Linked DNA regions of Homo sapiens: region 2 is linked to region 1. Evidence: chromatin contacts called from ENCODE Hi-C data. All regions are on one chromosome and are shown on one strand. Each heading gives the region's core, a stretch centred on a gene start or an enhancer-like site at or near the end of the contact. The rest is flanking DNA. Distances are from core to core; before and after follow the strand shown.

Region 1 (4,569 bases), core at 989-3,488:
CCGAGGTGGGCTGACCACCTGAGGTCAGGAGTTTGAGACCAGCCTGGCTAACATGGTGAAACCCCGTCTCTACTAAAAATAACAAAAATTAGCCAGGCATGGTGGTGGGCGCCTGTAATCCCAGCCACTTGGGAGGCTGAGGCAGGAGAATCAGTTGAACCCGGGAGTTGGAGGTTGCAGTGAGCCAAGATTGTCCCATTGTACTCCAGCCTGGGTGACAGAGCAAGACTCCATCTCAAAACAAACAAACAAACCTGCAAGTGTTTAATTTAAAAAAAGATAATGAGTGCTACTGGAAGTGAAGTGAAAGTGACATTCTTATATAGTGCAAGAGTATAAACTGGCACATACTAGAGGAAAATTTGGCAGTTTGATGGCAATGTTAAACTATAATACATGCACATACAGACATGTATACACATATATACATATATGGTATGTATACACATTTATACACATACACATATGCTCATATATACACATAAGTAAAATATCTGGGGCCAGACACAGTGATTCACACCTGTAATCCCAGCTCTTTGGGAGGCCAAGGCAGGAGGCTTACTTCAGGCCAGGAGTTTGAGACCAGCCCGCACAACATAGTGAGACCCTGTCTCAACAAAAAACTAAAAACTTAGTTGGGCGTGGCAGCTGGTAGTTCCCAGCTACATGGGAGGCTGAAACAGGAGGATCACTTGAGCTCAGTTTGAGTGAACTGTGATCGCACCATTGCACTCCAGCCTGGGTGACAGAGTGAGACCTTATCTTTAAAATAAATAAATAAAATATCTGAAGTACAAAGGACATCGATGAAGGCTGACAGTGCCTTTTAAAGATGGTCTGCTCCTGTCTACCTCTCCAGGCTTATGTCTTCTTTCCTTCCAGCTCTTGTTAGTCTATTCACACTGGATTCTCTCAGTTCTTCAACACACCTCATGCTCCCTCCTTCCAGGGAGCTTCTGCATGATAGTCTTTCTACCTGGGTGGCTCTTCAACTCGCTTCTGACTAATTCCTCAGATGTCAGTTTAGGGTTACCTCCTCAGGAAGCCTTCTCAGACTGCTACTCCCTTCTCCCGATCCCCTGAGTCTGGCTAGATTCCTTTAATTTTAATTTTATTTATTTTTTGAGACGGAGTCTCGCTCTGTTGCCCAGGCTGGAGTGCAGTGGCACGATATCAGCTCACTGCACCCTCCGCATCCTGGGTTCAAGCGATTCTCCCTGCCTCAGCCTCCTGAGTAGCTGGCATTACAGGCACCCGCCACCATGCCTGGCTAATTTTTGTATTTTTAGTAGAGGCAGGGTTTCACCATGTTGGCCAGGCTAGTCTCGAACTCCTGACCTAAGATGATCCACCTGCCTCAGCCTCCCAAAGTGCTGGAATTACAGGCGTGAGCCACCGGGCCTAGACTAGATTCCTTTATAATCTGCTTTTAGAGACACATTACCTTCCCTGTGGTGTTTAGCCGAGGAAATGGTGATCCTCTCCTTTGTGAGATTGTATTATCTGCCTCCTTTCATGACTATAAGTTCAAAGAGAGCAGGTTTGTGCTTATCTCTCCATCCCCAGTGCCTTGAAAAGGGCCTGGTAATAATTAGAAGGGGCTCCAGAAATACTTGCTGATTACATAAATGAATAATCAATTTTTATTTTCTCCTTTGTGCTTTCCAGTATTTTTTCAAATTATAATGCTCATGTGATACTTGTATAATTTGTAGAATTGTTTAAAATTTTACTTGTATAATTTGTATAATTGTTTAAAAAGATGTTCAAAAAAAAAAGAAAGGAAAGCTTTTCCTTTCTGTTGGAGGCTGCAGCTGTTCTCTGCAGAGCCTGCTACCTTTGGCTCGGATTCCTCTGACTGCTACGGTTCCAGCTAGTTCATGCTATGGAACATGATTGTGCTGCACTGTCTCAAATTCTGCCCCCTCTGGGGAGATTCTTCCTCAGCATTACCTTTGGGTTGTTCACAAAGCAGGTGACTCAGAAGCCTGCTGTTCTTTGTTTCCTGCCCTCAGGGATGCAGCCTGGTGGCTTTTGTGACTCAGCAAATGACCCGTGGACAAAGCGGCACACCAAGCCCGTCTTGCCAGCTAGTGACAAGTCAGTAGCATTGTACTGAGTACAAGTCCTGCTGCAGTGTCTGAGAATATATCTCTCGGCATGAACCCCTCACATTCTTCTCCTCTCTACTCCCCAATATTCAAGAGAACTATAATCATTATGACTTTTCCTGTTGAGTCAAATCTAAGCCTTTTCAGAAAATCTGAGTGATTTCAAGTTTCAGTTTCAGATTCAAGTTCTTGCTTTCTTTGTACAAAACGACAGCATAAAGGCAATTATGGTTGTAGCTAAGTGAGAGTAATTTCTCCATATGGTGCTTCAGGTGGCATTTAAGATATTTTTAAGACTTCTGTAGGCAAGTTAAAAAAATCCTGTTAGTCTGCAAACATTTCATCAGCCTCCACAACGTTCACCTACGTGTTGCAATGTTTCAAAGATAATTTGTCATTTCAAATCCTTTTTGGAATGAGCTGGGAAATAAATAAGTATGGATGATGCATCAGAGAGAATGAGTCCCTCAATCTGAAGAGGTATTATTCTGGCGGTATGAGGATTTTAATTGCTATTTAAGTTCTGACTTTTCCACGGACTGATCTACCTTTCCCCAGGTTATGAACCCATGTTGAGTGACAATGTAGCAGCATCAAACACTTGTTTTTCTGTATCTGAGATCCCTGGATCTGTTGCAGAGATCGCCATTTTGATGCCATTAAGTATTTTTCAGGGAATTTGGGGGTGAGTAGTAGCTATTCATCGATAGAATATCATCCATATTAGGACAAATGTGGCAGCCGGCAAGTTGCACTTATCCGGGCGTTGAGAGGAAAAGCTGATTACATAGCCCAGGGCAAATGGGGTGGAAACATCTTGGAGATTAGGTTTACTCCCTGTGTCCTACATTTCAGAGGGATGTAATCATTGGTTTCATGTTTAACGTTTTCCACGGATGGCCCTTCCCTCTCATAGATTGTCTTGGGGTTGAAATAAATGCAAAATCTATTTTAGAGAATGTTACATGTGTAAATTTAGCTCAGAGCAAAGAACATTAACATCAGTGGTCCTGTGACTGGTGCTTTGGGATAACTTCATCATTCCCCTTCAGTGACAGAAGGAGAAACTGAGGTCTAGATTGGTTAAGGTGATTTGGGTTGCGCCACATAATTAGTAGGTGGGATTTTGAAATGTTGAGCTCTTTCTAGAAGTGTTTGTTATGCCCTCATTCCTGTGAGAGCAAGGTCTGTCTCTGTGAGGGGGCAAAGTCCATTTCCCTGGGATTGCTCTCTGGAATGCTGTTCATATCACTGCCCCTTTTATCCTCCCACTATTCACTCCTGGTATCGAATCCCATTTTCACTCCGGCTTTTAGCTAGTCTCTCTGACATCCACACGCCAGTTCTAACAAATTCCCTTTCCTTGACATCAGCTCTTAAGTAAAAGAAACTCCTTGCTTCTGACTGGTCACATAATGGGAAGGTGAAACCCTAAAGCCACAGATGATGTCACCTGCCACATCTCATGTCTTTTCTTCGCCCCAGCTTGGAGTCCTTTCAAATGGAGCCGCCAGAATGTATTCTTTCTCTGCATCTTGTTTCTCTGCTTCTTTTTTGATCACTTCTTCTGATTTTCTAGGTCACACACTGAAGTCATCCACCCACCATAGGGAGGGACAGTGATTTAACTAAACAAAGTAGATCACTCCTTATATGCAAGGTATTAGGGGGAATGAAAAGGTAAACCTCAGACAATTCTTTCCTTCAAGTTGCTTTGAATCCAGGGTAGAAAGCAAATATGTCTGCAGCCCTTTATGGGGGCAATGGGGTAAGAGAAGTACAAACAACATGCTACAGAAGCACAGAACTGGAAATGAACTGAAAGGGAATGAGGGAAGGCTTCACGGAGGAAGTGGCATTTGACTTGCAGTTTAATGCTGGAAAGACCTATACATCTTGTTCTTTAAAAGGAAGCACTTACTGGTTGAACTATGACCTCTGGGGCTTTCATTGACTGTAGGTCATAGCAGCAGGACTGGGAAGCTTCAGCTATATTATAGGATACATCTAGGGCAAAGCCTGGCTTAAGCCTCTCTTTCTCCTCTTCTGGTAGTAAAGGGATGGTTTAATCTTTTGAGAGAAGTTACAGTTAGTAATCTGTGGGCAGTAATACTTCTTGCTGTTGGAGGTAATGCTCCTATGTGTGAATATGTGTATTGCAGATGTCCCCATCCCCTCTGCCCGCCTCCTGCTCCTGTCTCTTCTGCCTCTTCTCCACTCCTGTGCAGTCCAGGGTCGGAAGCAAGCCTCTTTGGGCAGAAAGCTGCTGGAGTTATTAAATGCATTTCTCCCAGGTTAAACAGCCCTCAAACTTTAGTGCCTAGGAATCGCTTAGGGGTAGTTTATTAAAATGCAGTTTGAATTCAGGACGTCTGGGGTGAACCTGAGATTTTGCATTTCCAATAAGCAAGTGAGCTCAATTCTGCTGGTCTTCCCACCATACTTGGGTGTGATCTTC
Region 2 (4,569 bases), core at 1,221-3,720, 330 kb after region 1:
AAACTGATTAGCAGTGGCTGCCAGCTCCATGCTTTGCCAGTGATTCTGGAGCCAAGACTAGATACCAGAATTCATCCACCAGATTAGGTTGTGTGTTTTAAAAATAACTTTCCATCCTTTTTTTTTTCCCTCTCTTCTCTTTATGCCTTTCTGTCATTTCTCCTTTATTCCCTCATGGTTCATTTAGATGTAAACACTTTCCAGAGTAGAAAATTACAGTTAATGTGACTAACCAGCGAGGGCTGAAACGGGAACATGGGCTCAGAGGTCAGAGAAACCGTGGAAGACTTGCAGCTGTCCTGGTGGAGCAATGTGGGGACAGGTTGCTTTTTACTAATAGGCCTTGTGTATCTTAATCACTGGCCTCTTTGTAGCCAGCTGTTGCACTGCTGGAAGGGGACTAGTCCTAAGACCAGCATTGCTGTAATACCTCTTCCTCTTACTGATTTCCTTGATTCATAAAGAGGCTCAGGCCTGTGGCCTTCAAGACGTGTATGTGTGAGAGAATCCTCAATTCTAGTAAAAATTGCCACAAAATATGCATTTTGACTTCAGAGGACATATTTAGTATTTAAGCATTCCTATAGGAGTACTATTTTCCTGATTAGAGCAGTGGATAAGATGTGTTGCTATAATTTTGGGAGGAGTGAGGCGTTCTAGCTAACAACTTTGCTCTGCCTTTGCTGACTTTTAACCATTGTCTTGCACTAATGATACCTGTATGCTTCTTGAAGTACTATTCAATGGGAGTGCCCCAAAATATAGGCTCTATATGTTCTTCACAAATGACTTGAATTGCAATCGTATGTCCAAATGATTACTTGATATTGTTGATTGGAAAGTCTGAGCATTTAAAATTTTGTGTGCTCATAATTATATAAATGTATATTACAAAACTCTGAGTGTTTGATGTAAGTTTGCTGTACACTTCCCCCAAGTTCAGACAGCTTTGCTAGTGCTGACAGTAGCATAATTTACATTCCAATTAAACGTGACACATTAGGGCCTTTCAAAAAAAAAAAAAAGAGCTACTTTCATGCACAGGCCTCAAACCTAGTTTTATGCTGTGATTAATCCCCAATTTCTATATCAACTCTCATATATCACCAGTTATGGTCTTGTGTTTGAGTAAATTACTTCAGTGGATGGATGGTCCTCTTACTGTTTTCCATTCCAGAGTTTTGCACTTCCAATGTGATGACCGTAGTCCCTACATGACAGTGACAGGCACCGTTCTAGCTTGCATGGAGCCAGCCACCTCTGCAGAGTGGTACAGAAAATGGTTTTATTTCCAAAATCTCTCCCCTTCATCTCTCCCATTGTGGTACAACCCATTTTGTACCAAAAACAGTTTGACCACTAATATCAAGAATTCTACAAAGGTTTTTCCTTTTTACCTATAATTTCATTTCTTGTATCTTTTATCTTTGTATCTTGTATCTTTAGGTCATTTCCTAAAGAAATGACCCTCAACCTAGAATAAGTTTGTATGGACACAGATGTGGCTCAAGCCTGACTCCCCATGAGAATAAGGTAGAAAGGATTTCACTATCCAACTACAGGAGAATTAAGTGAGCTATGGCATGCCTACCTGATGAAATTTTATATGGCTGTTAAACATGCTTGTGGAGTTTGTGAAATAACAGGAGAATGTGTGCATGATATGTTAATAGAAAGAATCAAAATACAAAAAAATTCTTTATCAAATATAAGTAAGGCAACCCCCATAAAATGATGGAGGGGCAAGGAGCGCGATACCGAGGCCCAGACCCTGAAAGAGAAAGTATGCAAGTCTTAGATGGTGACTGTGTTTTGGTCATGGTGTCATGACCGATTTGTTTTTTCTGCTGTTTTAAAAATGTTTTTCAAATGTCTTTGTGTGTATATGTTACCTTCCTAATACTTTTTAGAAGTTAGTCGCTGCTCTCCTCCCGAAGATGAGTTCCCTTCCCCTTCAGAGGCCCGGTACCTCCATGCCTGGGCTGCCTGCCTAGGACCCCTGCCACACAGTCCACCTCGATGCCAGAGCTTGCAGTATGTGCCTTTTTCTTCCATGTTAACACAACTTTCCTACCTATTGTTTTTGAAATCCCCTACCTCCTAAACCAATCTTAGAAATACATTTCTACTAAAGCATTAAATTATTCTTGACAATGTTTTCTTTTTCAACGAATACATATGCATTTCTAATGAAATTTCTGGAGTTACCATCTTTAATTCAAGGGAAGGCTTCTCATGGTGGCGATTTTTGTGGGGACCAGTGAAAGGGATGTTTTTGAATAAATGTTTGAATCGCTTAACACCCTATAAATCAAATCATGCCCAATCCATCTATATTTAGGCCTCGTCATGGGTAGGTGATTAATGAATATGTTTCATGCTAATGTCTCGCAGACCGAGGCTGCGTCCGTAACCACATAATCATCACAGTGGAAATTCTGACTCAGCTGTGACGTTTGGTAGGCGGGACCTTTGAATGGTGCTTTAGACAATTCCGTGCAAAGGCTGTAGTCAGTGGCCCAGCTTTGCAAGTCTTTCCAAAAGTCCTAAAGCGCACTAGCATGTCCTCACTTGGCCCTGTCACCTCTGCTTAAATTTTTTCATGGAGAATACTCACTCCCAATCATGGTACATTAAGGTGAATTTGATCTTGGGCAGCCTCCCTCAGTGGAGTGAATCAGAATCATGGGATTCCCCTGGACTCCAGCTTCCTGGTGGGTTTATTTTTATGGAACATTCCTCTGGAGAAAGAGGCAGCCGCTCTGTAAAGGGCTAGACCTCTTCTGCACGTGATCAAAGTAGCCCTAGAGAATATCTTCTTGTATGGAATGATTTTTATGACATGATGGCTTTGGGAGTTTTCTTGAAAAATTAAAGGAAGAATCTTTCTAAGGAGTCCTACTACCATGAAAGGAAACTATCAAAAACATCCCAGGCAGATAAGAACTAAATCAGTTTTAAAGTCACCAAGAAAACAACACTTCCATGGCCTCATTTGATCTTTAGCACTTGACCAGGAAAACTAGAGCTATCTTTTAGGCTTAATTCCAACGACTTCCCCATTTTGGCGTTCTTTCTGTAGCTTAACTTCTTAAACAAGTGGCTACAGAATCTTTCTCCATTTACCTCACGCCTCTCCAAGCTGGCTTTTTCCCCGCACCCCCAACTTCCCTGGAACTGCTTTTGAGATTACAAGTGACCTCTGTGTCACTAGAATCAGTGTTATTTCTCTGTCTTCATCTCACTTGATCCTTCTGCACAGAGCTGACTGCTCTTTCTTTCCTGCAATTCTGTTTTCTTCTCAGGTCATGTAACTCCAGACCTTCACTTTCCTACTGACCAGCTCTTCTCTGTTCATTGCTGGCCTCTCCTCCACTGTGCACATGCCCCAGGGTTTGTCCTGCAACACCTTCTCTTCCTTGGCTGTATTCTCCCCATGGCAATTCATATTTTGCTATCACTTTAAATACCAATTTTATACCAATGACTTCCTGGCATGTGTGTCTACTCCAGCCATGAGTCCCAGACTGCAGACTTTTATATATACTTGAGTGTCTAATTCACATTTCAAACTTAATGTGCTCTAAATAACACCTTTGATTTTCCACCTCGAGCTTGCTCATGACTCCCTCCCTTACTCTGATTAAATCTCTAGTCAAATAGCTTCACAGTGAGACTTTTCCTAACTACTTTAAGTAAAATTGCAAGCCCCTTATGTCTGTGACACTTTTCCTAACCAGGCTGGTCACCAGCCTTTTCACCGTTCACCTGAGTGTGTAACCTGGGATACCTTTGGGGCCCAGAAGCTTTTCTCCCCTACGCACACTCTTTCCTTTACACCAAAATCTGAATGCAGAACACCAGTGATCTGAGGAGAGAAGGTCCCACAGCTCCAGACATGCTACACCACTTAACTCATTCAAATGGCCCGTGCGTTCTCATCATGTATTACTTTTATTCATGACATTTCACCTTAATTCTCTTTCCTCACTGTGGTTGAGGGCTAGCTCCTCCTTGACCTTTGCAGTTCAACTCATAAGTTTTCTCTCCTGGAGAGCCTTTCCTGGCTACTAACTCCTGGCCCAGTCTGAAATAGAGGCCTATACCCAGCGTTCCATCACACCACACTATATCACAATTTGTTCATTTCCTTGTTTCTCATTGTTGCTAGACTGTGAATGTTTTTTAGAGGAGAAATGACCAGTAGGTCTCATTAAATATTTGTCCCCAACATTTAGCTCAGTGGCATACAGCAGATACTTGGTAAGTATTTTGAATGTATGAATGTTTATGGAACCCGGACAGGGATTTAAAAAAAAATGTGTATCTCGTATCTGAATGAGTGAATGTGAGTGAAAGTGGGTGAATGAGTGAATGTCAGTGTACTTGTGTCTTCTCCAGCCCCTGCCTCCATCTACATGTATTATACAAATGAAGAGAGATGTTTTTCACGTGTCGGTGTATGTGCATATGTCTGTGTCTACATATACATACATACAGTCATGTGTCACTTAACAACTGGGATATGTTCTGAGAAATGTGTCGTTAGGCAATATCATCATTGTGCAA

Evidence for each region. A loop is a pair of places that touch in the nucleus more often than their neighbours do. Pooled maps may share reads with other maps.
Region 2: a pooled map shows a loop between it and region 1 (4-fold over the local background). The contact joins two enhancer-like sites. A Hi-C loop is called at or near these places in 2 of 50 pooled maps.

Annotation. Positions count from the first base shown.
Region 1 is chr15:33,199,465-33,204,033 of GRCh38, reverse strand. The region is part of intron 2 of LOC105370759 (a long non-coding RNA gene); the gene reads right to left. Among named protein-coding and RNA genes, the nearest start is that of FMN1, 7.0 kb to the right of the region's middle. RefSeq lists an enhancer at 1,971-2,290. Within about 2 kb of position 2,238, at least 16 of the 41 ENCODE cell types and tissues checked have a DNase peak (open chromatin) inside an H3K27ac peak, as active enhancers do.
Region 2 is chr15:32,868,497-32,873,065 of GRCh38, reverse strand. The region is part of intron 16 of FMN1 (formin 1); the gene reads left to right. Among named protein-coding and RNA genes, the nearest start is that of GREM1-AS1, 150 kb to the right of the region's middle. Within about 2 kb of position 2,470, at least 2 of the 41 ENCODE cell types and tissues checked have a DNase peak (open chromatin) inside an H3K27ac peak, as active enhancers do.